Linked DNA regions of Homo sapiens: region 1 is linked to region 2. Evidence: chromatin loops called from intact Hi-C (ENCODE). Cell type or tissue: GM12878. All regions are shown on one strand. Links, peaks and the distances in the headings refer to the core of each region. The heading gives the core; the rest is flanking DNA.

The links. Peaks named below come from ENCODE experiments on the same cell type or tissue, not always from the same donor. Only the 100,000 strongest peaks of a DNase experiment are listed, where the experiment ranks them.
Region 1: a loop joins it to region 2, with 2.6 times the contacts of the local background. A loop is called at or near these places in 4 of 110 quality-filtered maps.

The regions. Positions count from the first base shown.
Region 1 is chr10:123,387,954-123,396,289 of GRCh38, reverse strand. The region is part of intron 6 of LINC02641 (long intergenic non-protein coding RNA 2641); the gene reads right to left. Among named protein-coding and RNA genes, the nearest start is that of LINC02641, 44 kb to the right of the region's middle. RefSeq lists enhancers at 3,326-3,435, 3,536-3,795, 3,946-4,325. In GM12878, for the core only: no CTCF peak of the experiment used is centred there; DNase peaks (open chromatin) are centred at 3,939 and 4,489; H3K4me3 peaks cover 2,398 bases; H3K27ac peaks cover 6,983 bases.
Region 2 is chr10:123,533,335-123,541,670 of GRCh38, reverse strand. The region is part of intron 9 of LINC02641 (long intergenic non-protein coding RNA 2641); the gene reads right to left. Among named protein-coding and RNA genes, the nearest start is that of GPR26, 130 kb to the left of the region's middle. RefSeq lists enhancers at 1,686-2,885, 2,359-2,924. In GM12878, for the core only: no CTCF peak of the experiment used is centred there; a DNase peak (open chromatin) is centred at 4,024; H3K27ac peaks cover 1,107 bases.

The sequences.
Region 1 (8,336 bases), core at 51-8,050, 150 kb after region 2:
GGGGGAAGTACCTGGTGTCGAAAAGTACCTGGTGTCGAACCAGATAAATGCAGGCAGCCAGCTCAGGTGTCTGACAGGGAAGCCACATAACAGTCCCGTGTTCCACCTGCATATGTGGACAACACATCCAGAAGCCCAACCCAAACGCAGGCGGACCTGGTCACTGCTCCTTCACCTGGACGCCTGCCAGGCAGACACCTGCCATCTCACTGTGGACTGTCCACAGCCATTCAGTTTGACCATCAGAGCCTGATTGTCTCAGCCATGGCCCTGGTTTTCCCCATCAGGATGCCCAGTAGGAGGTCTGTGTGGTCCCAGAGGTGGACAGGAGCCAGAACATCCAGGCCAACCCAGGCAGGACAGCAGTTCTCAGCCACCAGCAATAGCGGGACACCCAGCCTCCACTGAGTGGCCTGAGCATATCAAGTCATTTTACTTCCCTGAATGCCACTCTAATGGTGCAGCACCAGCTGTCCCTTCCTGGGGGCTCAGCATATCCTGGAAGGGTCTCTTGGGCAGATTCTAAAACTTTTAGGTTATTTTCATTATTAAAATTGTGTCTAGTTTAAAATTCCAATCTCATGCCCAACTCAAAGCTTTCTCCTCACCCTTCTCTGGCCAGGCTGAGGCTCCAGGGACTGCAGGGAGAAGGGGGTTCCTTCTTCCCTTGGAGTGGGGTATATTAGTTCATCTTCATTCTGCTGATAAAGACATACCCAAGACTGGGAAGAAAAAGCGGTTTACTGGACTCACAGTTCCATGTGGCTGAGGAGGCCTCACAATCATGGTGGAAGGCAAGGAGGAGCAAGTCACATCTTACATGGATGGCAGCAGGCAGAGAGAGAGCTTGTGCAGGGAAACTCCCCGCTATAAAACCATCAGATCTCCTGAGACTTATTCCCTATCAAGAGAATAGCACGGGAAAGACCTGCCCCCATGATTCAACCAACTCCCACTGGGTCCCTCCCGCAACATGTGGGAATTCAAGATGAGATTTGGGTGGGGACACAGCCAAACCATATCATGGGGCATCCCCCACCTCCAAGAACCTCCTCAGTGCCCAGAGGAGGGGGAGGAGACTATGAAGACCAGATGTCAGGCGGCACACCTGAGTGCATGACTGTGGGAGTAACAGAGACAGGGAGGAGGCATAGGCTTGAAGGGGGCTGGAGAAAGCAGCCATGGGTGTTTGGGACAATGTGACTCTGAAGAGCCTGGGAGACATCCAGGTGGAGACAGTAGCATCTTTGGGGGCTGGGGATGCCAACCTGAGTCTCCAGCATGGCACACAAGTGGAAGTTGCCATTGGCACGGATGGGTGCAGCAGCTGGGCCTCACTAGGACTCAGCCCTCTCCACGTGGGGAGCTGTCCTGGCGCTCACACCTGAGCCTGCAGTCCAGCCTGCAGCACCACGCTGTGTCTTGTATCTTTCATTCTCTGTGTCATGCATGTGTCACAGGTTCACCAAGTTTGAAGAGGGGAGTTACGTGAACTAGAATGTGGATCTCCTCACTCCCAGCCAGTGATTTCTTTTTTTCACAATGAGCCCCAGCATTGCTTTGTTTGTTTGTTTTGTGTAATTTGGTCTTCTGCATTACTTGCAACACAAAGTACTCTTTTCCTCAAGTAATTAAAAAACACTTGGATTAATATAATGATCTAAGGGGACCCTGCAGAACAACATCATTCCAATTCCTCCTCATTTTTTGGGGGTGGGGAGGTTAGATAATTGTGCATTCATTCATTCAATCATTCATTCATCCAACCTCGTTCCCCAGATGAGGCAGGGAAAGTATGAGAGGATGTGATTCATTCTGTCCAGGAAACAGCACAGCCAAGCAGCCACTCAGCTGAGACTTGAAGGATGAGGGGGAGCTCATTAATCAGGTGATGGCAGAGAGCACCCCACACAGGGACAAGGGAACAGAGACTGCGGGTAGCCAATCTATGGCATGTTGGAGAATTTGTATGGCTAGAGGGCCTTGGTGCATTTGGTAAAATTGACATGATCATATTGCCAACTGCCCTTCCCCCAACAAACTCTTGTTTATCCTTTAAGTCCCAATTCAGGCATCACCTTTTCCAGGAAGCCTTCCTGCCTGTCAGAGTTGGATGCTCCTTTCTCTGTCTGCATAGCCCACACGTTCTGGCACGGGTGGGGAGATGAACTGACCTCTGCTGCTTGAACTATGAGCTTCCACAGGGTGCAGGTTGGGTGGTGTTCTTTCTAGAATCCTTAGCCCTTGGCACAGGACTGAAACAGGCCAAACAAAGCCATCACAGACCCTGAGGGCTTGTCAGGAGGATTACAGGAAGCCAACTTTTTGTAAAGGGTTGCACGGCCACAGTAAATGCACAGTAAATGTCTGCTATGTTCTTACCAAATATTTGTCAAATAAACAAATACATTATGTAATATTTTACCTTTCTTCTTATTAAGAGATATTTCAGAGCCACACTGGATGAGAAGAGGGGGTGGAGGTGGGCATCATTCTCTGCTCCCCTCATCTCTAAACCCATGGAAAGGCCTGGGGTAGTAATTGCAGAGGGGGAAATAATTTTTAAATGTCTCTCTTTTTGTGCTTTTATTGTCAAATGATAGCATTGTTCACAGTTTTTGAAATACTGAAAGCAAGTCTGCACAACTCTTTCTGCAGAAACAATGGGAGCGTGTGTGTGAGTGTGTATAAGCGTGTGTGATCTCTGTTCCTCTGCCATAATGTGTGTGTGTGTGTATGAGTGTGTGTGATTTTTGTTCCTCTACAATAATGGGTGTCTGTATGTGTGAGTGTGTATGAGTGTGTGTGATCTCTGTTCCTCGCAATAATGAGGGTTTGTATGTATGAGTGTGTGTGATCGCTTTTCCTCTACAATAATGGGTGTGTGTGTGTGAGTGTGATCTCTGTCTGTTCCTCTACAATAATGGGGGTGTGTATGTAAGTGTGTCTGAGTGTGTGTGATCTCTGTTCCTCTGCAATAATGGCGGTGTATGTGTGAGTGTATGTGTGTGATTTCTGTTCCTCTGCAATAATGGGGGTGTGTGTGTGAGGGTGTGTGATCTCTGTTCCTCTATAATAATGGGGGTGTGTGTGAGTGTATATGAGTGTGTGTGATCTCTGCTCTTCTACAATAACGTGTGTGTGAGAGAGAGAGATCTCTGTTCCTCTACAATAATGGGGGTGTGTATGTGAGTGTGTATGAGTGTGTGTGATCGCTGTTCCTCTACAATAACTGGGGTGTGTGTGAGTGTGTATGAGTGTGTGTGACTCTGTTCCTCTACAGTAATGGGTGTGTGTCAGTGTGTATGAGTGTGTGTGATCTCTGTCTGTTCCTCTACAATTAAGTGACCAGAAGCAGGTGGCTTCAAAGGTGAATTAATTCTCTGCTGGAAAAATTGGGCTAGAAAAATCTAGTCATTAGGAAACCAGAAAAGCAAGAAATGTAACTTCTGCTCAATGAAAGTGAACTGAATTTCTATTGAGGCCCCCTTTCTCTAAAACTCATTTTCAACTAACTCAGTGCTGTCAGCCAGCCCTGGGGCTGTACTTGGGGCTTACGTGTGGCTAAGATGTCAGGCAGCGGGGTCTGGTCCTTGTTGTCATCTCACTGCATGGCCACAAACATGTTCTCATTCCCTGCTGGTCTCAGTTCCTGAGCCAGTCCTGATGATCCATGGAGACTCCTACCTCGCTCCTGCCTCCCAGCTTAACCAAATGGTCTCTCTCCCTCTCCACCCCACCACCACTCCTACTGTCTCCAACCCCTCTTCGACACCCAGGAGCCATCTGGCTGCTTCTGTACCTCTCTGGGGACTCTCAACTTCCCTGCACTGAGACACCCACACCTGGCTCTTTCTGCCCTATAGCTCTTGCACCGTAATGAGTCAAGGGCAGTACTGAGATTTCACAAGTTCCCAGGCCTTCCCCAGGGGAATTGGAGGTGCGTGTCTCCTCTGCTCTCAGTCCCCAGATCCAGAGAGGGGTCTGCTTCTCCTTCCCTTCCCACAAGCACCAAGGCTCTCTCTTCTTCTCTCACTTCTTCTTTCAATCCCCTCCAAAAGTTATCTAGCCACAGGGCAATAAGAACTGGCTTTGACTGATTTGCATTCTTTCAAATATTTTCCTGTGCTAAGACCTAAGCTGCTGGAAGTCAAAAGCAGATTATTTGTATTTTTGCTCTTCTGCTGCCTATACTAGAAGATGGAAGAAGGAGAGGAGGAAATGCCAGAGAAAGAAGCATGGATAACATCGCAGAATACCACACCCTACCCAGGTGGGAAGACAAGTCCAGGCTCCTCAGGTTTAAGTGGATATCCAGTCCCGTGGTGCTGCCAGACAACTGTCTTGGGTACATCTGGCCACCACGTGCTGGCTAAGATATGGGGGGACCCCTGGGGAGCACTCATACCTGGCTTGCATCTCAGCTGTTCCTTCCTCCCTGCGTGACAGATCAAGCACCTCCCCCCGAACCTTGGCTCCTTACGAGGACTGCTGGGGCCACAGCGATAGCATGAGAAGCAATCAGGGCTTGGGACCCAAAAAGAACCACGGAGACTCCCCAATGGTCCCACATTTATTCTCTTCCACGTGGTCTGGATAGAAAACTAGAGAGAGTGTGGACAGCACTTGCCTCCGCTGAAAAAGTAACTCTCACCCTCTTCCCCCAACTCAGACTGTTCCAGAACAACCAGAGGCGTAGAGCCACACACTCCTCTCAGCCAGCCTGTGAGTGAGGCTGAGTTGCACTAAAGAGATTGTGCAGGCGCCGCCAGCTTCCCAAAGGCAGACTCTTCCCACAGCTGCAAACACTCCTCTAAGAACTCACCCACCCTCGCAGCTTGACCAACGTTCTCTGCAACTTCCTAGAAGATGAAAACATACCCTCCAGCCCTAGCTGTTCTCAGGTTTACTTTCTGACACCCCCTTCCCAGAGAGCTCCCATTCTCCCAGGGGCCTCCCTTTCCAGGGGTCAGCACTTAACCGTTGTCTCCTCCCAACAAAGCCTAAGAGAGGGCTCCCTGACCCGCTGGCCCAAAGGCCTGGGTCCCGGGCCGCTCAGTCCTTCCATTTTGTCTTCCACAGCTGAGCCCACTGTTCCCTAGTGGATCCGCCTTCCAATGCCACCACCTTCCCTTCTACGAAGTCCCAGCCAGGGGATGAACTACAGAGGCAGCCCCTTCCCCATCACCATTACTGTCACTGACTGGCTGTGGGCCTTCATGCTCTTCCGGGTTCTGGTTGGACGGTAGCCAGGGAAAATGCAGGGGGTGGGGTGCCGTGACAGGGAAGTCACCTGCAGCCCAGATCTGCTGCGTCCCAGGGTGTGCACTAGAAAGTGAATTGTTTCTTGTTCTTTTTTTTCTTTGTTATATGCTCTAGGGAATAAAAGGAATTTTCTTCCTTACACCCACCTCACCCCCAGCGGGACCAGACTCTTCCTGTCTGAGATTTCCTCACTCCCTGTGGGGTTCAGGGGGTACAGACACAGGTTTTGGGGGTTTTAATCTCTGGAAAGAAGAGAACTTGTCAGGACCTCCAAGAGACCTCCCTAAACAGAACCTGTTTTTGAATAACCTGAGGGTATTTCTCTAGGTCATCCCTGAGGGCAGGGGAGGGTCAGGCTCTCGGTTTCAAAGATAGGCTGGGGATGGGGGGCCTACCTGGACTGGAACAGGATGCACTTTTGAGGGTCCTGTGAGTGGTGGGCACTGGGACCTCACCTACCTGGGAGGACCCCTGTGGAGACAGTGCCAGGAGCCCCTTGTGGCCTTGCTCGGGATCACAACCTCTGAGAAACCTTCCAGTGGGCTGGGAGAACCTGGGCCAGGAGTTACCGGTGGTGAGTGAATGGCCCTGGCCTGATCTGCCTGAGGCCTCACCTCCCAAGGCCTCACCTGCCCATTCTTGAGTTGCTTACCCCCTGAATCTCAACAAAGTCCCCGGGAAGAGAAGAGTGGCCCTGGGTGACCGCTGGGGGATTCTTGCCAAGTGGTCAAGTTGAAACCAGGTGGGATTTCATGTGGAAACATAAAGAAAGAAAACGTTTCTTTGCATCTCAAGTCTAAGGGTGGATTCATGTTTGGCAAATGTTATCCCACCTCTCCTATGATTCCCATTTTACAGATGAGGAAATTAAGGCTCAAGGAAAGTGAGTAACCCCCAAGTTCACTGAGTACAGTCAAACGCAGCTTTGTCTGACTACAAAGAACATGCTTTTTCAGCCTCCCCACATAGTTAGCAGATATCAGTTAGCACAAAGCTATTTAGTGGCAGGGTCCAGGCCAACATCTGGGACCATGCTGGTTTCAGAAATGGGGCGATTCTCTCTGGAGTCATCCTCTTGGGAACAGACTGGCCCCAGAAGTTCTTCTAGACCTGCAACTGGATGCCCTCAGCTCTCTAAGTCACTGTCCCCCACCTGTGGAGTCGGTACAGTGAGACAGGATTTATCCTTCTCATGAAAATGTTGAGAATGACATGAGAAAATGTGCACAGAAGCACTTTAGAAATTAAAAGTGATTGTGTTAGGCTAATAATGCCCCCACCGAAATATATCTACATCCTCATTCTTGAAACTTGAGACTGTTACCTTATATGGCATTAAAAAGGATGAACCCTTACAGATATGATGTGACTAAATTAAGGATCTTGAGACAGACATTATCTTGGATTATTTGGATGGTCCTTAAACTCAAGCACATGCATCCTCATCTGAGGGGTCAGAGGAAGATTTTATACACAGACACAGAGGAGAAGGAGGTGTGACCACAGAGGCAGAGCCTGGGGTGACATGGCCACAAGCCAAGGACTACCAGCAGCCACCCCAGCTGGAGGAGGTAAGGAATGACTTCTTGCTTGGAACCTCCAGAGAAAGCACAGCTCTGCAGGTACCTTGATTCCAGCCCAGTGATATATGTATTAGTCCATTTTCGCACTGCTAATAAAGGCATACCTGAGACTGGGTAATTTATTCAGGAAAGAGGTTTAGTGGACTTACAGTTACACTTGGCTGGGGAGGCCTCACAATCATGGCGCAAGGCAAGAAGGAGCAAGTCACATCTTACATGGATGGCAGCAGGCAAAGAGAGCTTGTGCAGAGAGGAGACCCCTGTTTTAAAAACCATGAGATCTCATCAGACTCACTCACTATCATGAGAACAGCAGGGGAACGACCTGCCCCCATGATTCAACCATCTCCTACCGAGTCCCTTCCACAACATGTGGGAATTATGGGAGCTACAGGATGAGATGTAGGAGGGGACACAGAGCCAAACCAAATCTTTCCGCCCCTGCCCACCCCCTAATCTCATGTCTTCACATTTCAAAACCAATTATGCCTTCCCAGTAGTCTCCTAAAGTTTTAATTCATCTCAGCATTAACTCAAAAGTCCACAATCCAAAGTCTCATCTGAGACAAGGCAAGTCTCTTCTGCCTATCAGCCTGTAAAATCAAAAGCAAGTTAGTTACTTCCTAGATACAATGGGAGTACAGTCATGGGTAAATACAGCTGTTCCAAATGGGAGAAATTGGCCAAAACAAAGGAGTTACAGGCCCCAAGCAAGTCCAAAATCCAGTGGGGCAGTCAAATCTTAAAGCTCCATAATGATCTCCTTTGACAACATGTCTCACATACAGGTCACACTGATGCAAGAGGTGAGTTCCCATGGTCTTGGGCAGCTCCACCCCTGTGGCTTTGCAGGGTATAGGACCCTCCTCACTGCTTTTATGGCATTGAGTGTCTGTGGCTTTTCCAGGCACATGGTGCAAACTGTCAGTGGATCTACCATTCTGAGGTCTGGAGGATGGCGATGACCCTCTTCTCATAGCTCCACTAGGTGGTGCCCCAGTGGGGACTCTGTGTGGGGCCTCCAACCCCACATTTCCCTTCCACATTGCCCTAGCCGAGGTTCTCCATGAGGGCCCTGCCCCTGCAGCAAACTTTTGCCTGGGCATCCATGCATTTCCATACTTCCTCTGAAATCTAGGCGAAGGTTCCCAAACTTCAGTTCTTGACTCCTGTGAACCCACAGGCTCAACATCATGTGGAAGCTGCCAAGGCTTGGTGCTTTCACCCTCTGAACCAACAGCCTAAGCTATACCTTGGCCCCTTTTAGTCATGGCTGGAGTGGCTGGGATACAGGGCAGCAAGTCCCTAGACTGCACACAGCAGAGGGACCCTGGGCCAGGCCCCTGAAACCATTTTTTCCTACTAAACCTCTGGGCCTGTGATGGGAGGGGCTGCCACAAAGGTCTCTGACATGCCCTGGAGACGTTTTCCCCATTCTCTTGGGGATTAACATTCCACTTTTTGTTACTTATGCAAATTTCTGCAGCA
Region 2 (8,336 bases), core at 279-8,278:
CAACAGAGGCACAAAGACGATTGGAGAAAAGATAGTCTTTTGAACAAAAGATACTAGAACAATTGGATATCCATATGCAAAAATAAACTGATTCATACCTTTTACTCTATAAAATTAACTCAAAAGATATCATAGAGATAAATGTAAAACCTGAAATTATAGAACATCTAGAATAAAATATAGGAGAGAATCTTTGTGACCTTGAGTTAAGCAAATATTTCTTAGAGACAACACAAAATGCACAATCTATAAAATCAAAAACTGATACAGTGGACTACGCTGAAATTAAGAACATCTGCTCTTTGAAAGACACCAAAATAACAAGCCACTGTCTTGGAGAACGTATTTGCAAATCACATATCTGATAAAGGAGTTGTATCCACAATATATAGTTTAAAAAAAAAACTCAAAAATTCAATAATAAGAAGACAACCCAATTTAAAAGATGTGCAACAGGTTTTCAAAAACAATTCATCAAAGAAGATATACAGATGGCAAATAAGCACATAAAAAGGCACATCATTAGTCATTAGGGAAATACAAATTTAAAATGCAATGAGATATCACTACTCACCTATTAGAATGTCTGAATTTAAAAATGACCAACCCTCCCAATTATTAGCAAGGATGTGGAGCAGACATGCACAGCTGGTGGGAATGTAGAATGGTACACCCACTTTGGGAAAGTGTTTGGCAGTTTCTTTAAAGCAGGGGTGTTCAATCTTTTGTCTTCCCTGGACCCCATTGGAAGAAGAATTGTCTTGGGCCACACATAAAATACACGAACACTAACGATAGCTGATGAGTTAAAAAAAAATCACAAAAGAACTCATGATGTTTTAAGAAAGTTTACGAATTTGTGTTGGGCTGCATTCAAAGCCGTCCTGGGTTGGACAACCAGCTTGCTTTAAAGGTTAAACATATGTCTACCACACGACTCACGCATTCCACCACTAAGTAGTTATTTACCCAAGAGAAATGTAAGCATATGTCCTTACGAAGGCTTGCACCTGAATATTAGTAGTGGTTTTATTTGTAATAGTTCAAAACTGGAAGCAACTCAAATTGTCCATCAACATCTGAAAGGATAAACAAATTGTGGTATACCTGTGTAATTAAATACTACTCAGCGATTAAAAGACTTGAACGATTGAGAGATACAATTGTGTGGATGGTTCTCAGAATCATTAAATGCTAGATAAATAAGCTAGAAGCCAGACAAGTAAGAGTCCATGCGGCATAATTGCAAATAAAATTCTAGAAATTGGAAAGCATAGTGACAGAAAGCAGATCAGTGGTTGCGTGGGGATGAACAGAGTTGGGAAGGAAGGAGGGACAGATTGGAAAAGGAAGAGGAGAGTTTTGAGGGATGATTAATGTGTTCAATATCTTGATTGTGGTGAGAGTTTCATAAATGTATACATAAATCCACACTTCATCAAATTGTACATTTTAGAAGTGTGGTTTATTGTATGTCAATTATACCTCAAAAAGCTTTTTAAGGAAAACTCTCAAAAGATTTATAACAAAGAGTATACAGTAGTTTTTGATCTGATTATTTAGTTTTTAAATTTTTTATTTAAAAACTTTAGAATTTTTTATTTTAAAGTTTTTTTATTTTTTATTCCACCTTGGTTCATGGGAATTTTAGGATATTCCCCAGGAACTGGATATTTTTGTAGCTTCTTTTCTGTTTTCTCTGATAAAGAATACTACAGTACACATCTCCGATCATAAAGCTTTTCTTTTACATTCCTTAGTACTTCCTTGGGATACATTCCCAGAAGTGGAACTACTGATTGAATGCATATGAATATTTTAGATACTGCTGAATTGCTTTCCAAAAGAAAAGATCGGGCCAGTTTCTATCAGTACATATATGATTTCACAGTTCTCTGCACCTTTGCCAGCCCCACAACTCTCATTTTAAAGTGCTAGCTCGATGTTAAAATTTGTTTCATTGACGTTTTAGTTTTTACCTATTTGATTTTTAAAGTAAGTTTAAATACATTTTTCAAAGTGCATACCAGTCATTTGTATTTTAAAGGGCTGTAATTATCTGTTTTTCAAAAGACAAGATCATGATAATTTCTTATCAATTTGAATGAATGCACAGTATATTAAATCTCACAATCTTTTGTCATATTTTGGGAAACTTCTTCTTAAGTAGTTTTGGTTTTGATTTGGTTTTGTTTGCCACATGTAAATTTTATTTTTAGTAATTAAATATCTCACTCTTTTCCCCTTTTTCTTCATTAAATCGGAACTTAGAAATCCCTCCTCATTTACAAATTTTGTTAAATGTTTATTGTAATTCTAGTTCCTTTTTATGATATTGTGTTTTTTAAAAACAACAACAACAACAACAACAAACCACTGAACTCTTTAATCCCTCTGGGATTTTCACGGGCATAGAGAATATAGGTGTTTCACACTGGTATTTCCCTTCCTACAGTAAACCACTCGCCCAATCACCATTTCTGCATATTCCTGAGGGAGGAAAGGAACCCTGGGTCTCGTCTGAGCAGGAAGGGCAGTAAACAGGTCACTGGGAGCAGAAGCTGAGTGAGGTGTGCGAGGTGGGGAGGATGGGTTAAATATCGGAGCTACTTGCCTGGGCATGTTTACTGGGACTATGCATTTGACTTCTATTGCAGAAGAAAGCATTGGTGCTCTTCGAAAAAAGAGAGGAAGATACTGCCATTTTTAGGGAGCGATTAACACTCATCAAGGTCCCTGCAGGAGTTCAGAGTCTCCTATTAACTCCACGCAAGTTTAGCCACATGGAACAAAAAACCCCAGAAAAGCAAGATCGAGGCTGATTTCTCTCACATAAAGTAAATCCAGAGCCCTGTCCAGGGAAGCTCAGTGAAGTCGACAGAGATCCAGGCTCCTTCCAGTTCTCCTCTCCTCCATTCCCAGGGGCTGCCCAGTCCCTCTGGGCTAAGATGTTGCTGAAGCTTCACACTTCAGGCAGCAGGATGGGGCGGTGGTGGTGGGGTCATTAGAAAGCAAATGGGGCATAACTCCTCTCTTTTTCAGAATTCCTGGAGATCTATGTCTTACTGGCCAGAATTAGTTGCATGGCCACATCTGCAAGGGATGCTGGGACATTTTGCCTGGTGGAAATGGGTATTGGGAGGAACCCAGCACTCACCACACTCTCAGCCTTGGGCACACCGTCCCCTCCTGCTGGGCCTCCTTTCCTAGCTATAAAATGAGCAGATTGCTCCAGCTGATCTCCAAGGGCCTTGCTAGTCAAGAATCCCTACATTCAACGGTGAGTTCTCCTAGGGGTGGTAGTACATTCCATCGTGTTTGTATTTCCTCCCCTCACTCCCAGCACTCCTCCCACCTCCCAGTGAAACCAGTCACCTTATTCATTTCTCAGAGCTAAAGTATCTTCAGGGGCAAAATAGACAATTCTATCTGTACTGTGGCCTGATTATTTGTGCCCCCTGCAAAATCATAAGTTGACACCTAATCCCCAGTGTGATGGTGTTAGGAGATGGGGCCTGTGGTAGGTGCCTAGATCCTGGGGACAGGGCCCTCATGAATGGAATTAATGCCACAATAAAAGAAGCCCCAGAGAGCTTTGAGAAGGGGTCATCTATGAACCAGGAAGAGAGCCCTCACTAGACTTTGAATCTGCTGGTACCTTGATCTTGGACCTTCCAGCCTCCAGAACTGTGAAAAATAAATGTCTGCTGTTTATAAGCCAGCCAGGTTGTGGTCTTTTGCTAAAGCAGCCCCAATGAACTAAGATCATCCGCCTACTGAGTTCCTCGGAGGAGGACTAAGTAAAATAATGTATGTCATCGCCCACTACATAACAAGAAGGCTGGAGACAGTTATTTTTATGCAGCACAATAAAAACAGACAACGCTTTCCTGTTCTGGGCAGGACAATTTTCTTATTAACATGATTAAAAATAGTTTAACCACAGTTTCAGTTGGCCAAGCCAAACCTACTCAAGGAAGAAATTAAAATACTTCTACAGATGTTGAAGTAAATCTTCTGAGGTTCTGAGGGGTGGCTTATTTCTTCCCAAGCGCAGATCCTGGAAGGGAACTGAAAACAGCTTTCAAAAAACCAGAAGGCTGTTTATCCATCTATCAGAGCTCTTTACTCCAGCAGTTGACAAACTCATGCCACAAACCCCCAGTGTGCCTTCAAACTGACTTTTCATCTGGGAGATGACTTCTTCAAACAAAAATACAAAATAGAAATAAGAAGAGTGTGGCTGCATCCTGCCCCAGCCCACCAGAGGATTGGGGTGCAAATTCTTTACACTTCCCCTCTTTAGTCTTATTAGCAGAAGACAGACCCGAGAGGCCACTTGGCATCTAAGTGTCCTCATTATCAACAGTGCTGGTGGCTTCCCAAGGACTCCTCAAGCTGGCACAGGAAGGAAGCTTTCTTGCTGACCTCCTGCCCCACATTTTAGACATTTCTTTTCATTATTCCCTAAACAATACAGAATAGCAACTATTTATATAGCATTCTTAGTGTATTAGGTATTACAAGTAATCTAGAGATGATTTAAAGTCTACGGGAGGAAGAGTGTAGGTTCTATGCAAATACTACACTGATTTCTATAAGGACATTGAGCATCTGTGGATTTTGATATTGGGGGATCCTGGAACCAATACCGGGAAACGACTGACTGCATTTTTGCGGAAGAGATAAAACCAACCCTGCAGCTCCATAGACCATGATTCCTACCAAAATTCTTGCCTGAAGGTTGTTAGAAAGATTGAAGGAAACCCAGGTGTCAGTCTTGGTCAGCCCTTTCTTAGCATATGGCTTGAATCGTCTTTTTTCTCAGAGCCTCAGGCTTTGTCATCTGAAACAATTCTCGCTGAGTCTCCATTGGCCTTCCAGTCACTCGATCCAAAGGGCATTCTTCATTCATCATTTTTCCTCGGCCGATCACATCCTCCTTCAATCACCCTTGCTCTGCCCTCCAGGGCACAATACTCCTTCAGTATCACCTCTGGTCTCTCCTGCTCTATTCCTTTGCAAGCCTGTCCTCTCCTAAGTGTCAGGGTCCTTCAGGCCTTCCTCTCCTCCATCCTTACCTCTTTCTGTGTCATATACTTCTAGGCAACCTCATGCATCTGAGGGCTTAAGGAGCACTGAGGGCCCAAGGAGCACCTCTTAAGAGGGGGATTCTCAAGCACACTTCTCCAGGCTCCATGTTGCAGGCCACATATCCACAATTCCCTGGATCTCTCAAAGCCAGCCTCACATTCAACATCTCCAAAGCAGGACCCAAGGTCTCCCCTTCTGACCTGGTCATCTTCCATGTCTCACTGACTGGACAACCACTCATTGAGCCCCAAGATAAGAAAGGTCTGAATTATCCTCGATAGGCCTCTGTCCTTTGACCCCTCCACTGATCCCTCATCAAGCCTTGTCTACCCCTCCTCCTAAATCTCTCCCCAGCATGTCATTTTCACTCGACCTGGCCCACCCTCACCTGACTCCAGGCTGCCATCTCTGTTCATCAGGACACTGCTAGAGTCTCCACGTGGCCTGCCCCCTCCAGCCTCCCTCTAGTCTGGAGTCCACTATAATCAGGGTAATTTTTTGGAAATTGAAATCTAATATATCATTATCTGGCTTAAAATCCTGAAATGGCTTCTCATTTTTTTTCTTTTTTTATTGAGACGGAGTCTTGCACTGTTGCCCAGGCTGGAGTGCAGTGGCGCAATCTCAGCTCACTTCAACCTCCACCTCCCAGGTTCAAGGAATTCTCCTGCCCTAGCCTCCTGAATATTTGGGATTACAAGCATCCGCCACCACGCCCAGCTAATTTTTGTATTTTTAGTAGAGATTGGGTTTCACACTGTGTTGGCCAGGCTGGTCTCGAACTCCTGACCTCATGATCTGCCTGCCTCAGCCTCCCAAAGTGCTGGGATTACAAGCGTGAGCCATGGCTCCCAGCCGCTTCTCATTTTTCTAAGGATAAAAACAAAACTCCCTGCTGGGTTGTCCTGCTTCTTCTTGCACTGCCCCCTCCTCTCTACTTCTCTCTCCTGGCCTTCTCACAGGTCCTAACATGCACTCTCTCTGCCCCATGACCTTTCCACAGCCCACCTCCTACCTGGAATGCTCTGCCCTCCCCTCTTTGCCCAGTTACATCCTACTCAGCCTCCAGACTTCGGCTCCATGTTTGCTCTGCAAGGAAGACTCCTTCCCCCTGTTTAGATCGAATTTCTGGTTTCTCTGTTATAATTAATACGCTGACTTGTGTGTTTATTTGATGTGTCTCCCCACTCTAAGTCCCATAAGGATGGGTGTGATGCTGTTTGGTTTTTGCTTACATCTGTATCCCTAGCTGCCAGCACAGTGTACAGCAAGAAGCAGATGCTCAATAAACACTCATTGAAAAAATAAATGAATAAAATTGAGACACATAGATTTGTAAGTACTGGTAAGTGGCATAGTGTTTTACTTGGATATAATTTTGCTAGTAAACCAAGATTCTTGTAGTTTCAGAAAGGGCTAGCTGATCTATTTCTTCCTGCATGCGGCAATAATAAAGTTGCTTCTGAAGGGACATCGTCTCTATACAACAGTTAGAAAATAGCCCTTATCACGAGAAACTTGGAATTAGAGGCTACACTGGACCTGAATAAACCTACTTCATGACATAACCCTTATCTTCCACCTGTTTTACACGCCCCCTCCCCCTTGTGACTTCCCTAGAAAATTTTACCACCCTAGCCAGATTTTCTTTGTCAGACTTGTTCATCTTCATATTTTCGGCACTTTGGCCAGAACCTGGTGTTGAAAACTTGGTGACTGAATATAGGAACTTACAGCTGTAAGCCATTAAAACTGGTATCCAACTTGTTGATTTAAGTTCCTTACAGATCCTGGATATTAGACCTTCATCAGATGCATAGTTTGCAAATATTTTCTCCCATTCAGTAGTTTTCTGTTTACTCTAAATTTCTTTTGCCATGCAGAAGCCCTTTAGTTTAATTAGGTCTCACTTGTCAATTGTTGTTTTAGTTGCAATTGCTTTTAGGGACTTAGCCAAAAATTATTTGCCAAGGTCAATGTCAAGAAGGGTACTTCCTAGGTTTTCTTCCAGGATTTTTATAGTTTGAGGGCTTACATTTAAATCTTTAATCCATCTTGAGTTAATTTTTATATTTGGTGAGAGGTAGGGGTCCAGTTTCATTTTCTGCTTATTGCTAGCCGTTATCCCAGCACCATTTACGAAACAGGAAGTCCTTTCCCCATTGTTTGTTTTTGTCAGCTTTGTCAAAGATCAAATGGTTGTAAGTATACAGCTTTAGTTTTGGATTGTCTATTCTGTTCTGTTGGTCTACAGGTCTATTTTTATACCAGTACCATGCTGTTTTGGTTACTGTAGCCTTATAGTTTGAAGTTGGGTACTGGGATGCCTATGGCTTTTGTCTTTTTACTTAGAATTATTTTGGCTATTTGGGCTCTTTTTTTGGTTCCATATAAATTTTAGAATTTTTTTTGTTCTAATTCTGTGAAAAATGACATTCATAGTTTGATAGGAATAGCATTGTATCTGTAAATTGTTTTGGGCAGTATGGCCATTTTAACAATATTTATTCTTCCAATCCATGAGCATGGAATTTTTTTCCATTTATATGTGTCATCTCTGATTTCTTTCAGCAGTGTTTTGTAGTTCTCCTTGCAGAGATAGTTCACCTCCTTGGTTGGCTGTATTCCTAGGTATTTCAATGTTTTGTGGTTGTTGCAAATAACCACAAAAAAATCAAACAAATTTTGATTTGATTCTCAACTTGAATGTTATTGATGTATAGAAATGTTACTGATTTTTGTACATTGATTTTGTATCTAAAAACTTTATTGAAGTCATTTATCAGTTCTAGGAGCCTTTCAGCAGAGTTTTTAGGATTTTCTAGGTATAGAATCATGTTGTCAGCAAAAAAAAGATAGTTTGATTTCTTCTTTTACTATTTGGATGCCCTTTCTTTTTCTTGCCTGATTGTTCTGGTTAAAATTTTCACTATTATGCTGAATAGGAGTGGTGAGAGTGGGCATTCTTGTCTTGTTCCAGTTCTCAAGGGAATGGTTCCACTTCTGGCCTGTTCAGTATGATGTCGGCTGTGGGTTTGTTATAGGTGGTTCTTATTATTTTGAGGCATGTTCCTTCAATGCCTAGTCTATTGAGGGTTTTTATCACAAAGCGATGTTGGATTTTATCAAAAGCCTTTTCTTCATCTTTTGAGATGATCATATGGTTTTTGCTTTTTATTCTGTTTATGTGGTGAATCACATTTATTGATTTGCATATGTTGAACCAGTTTTGCATCACAGGA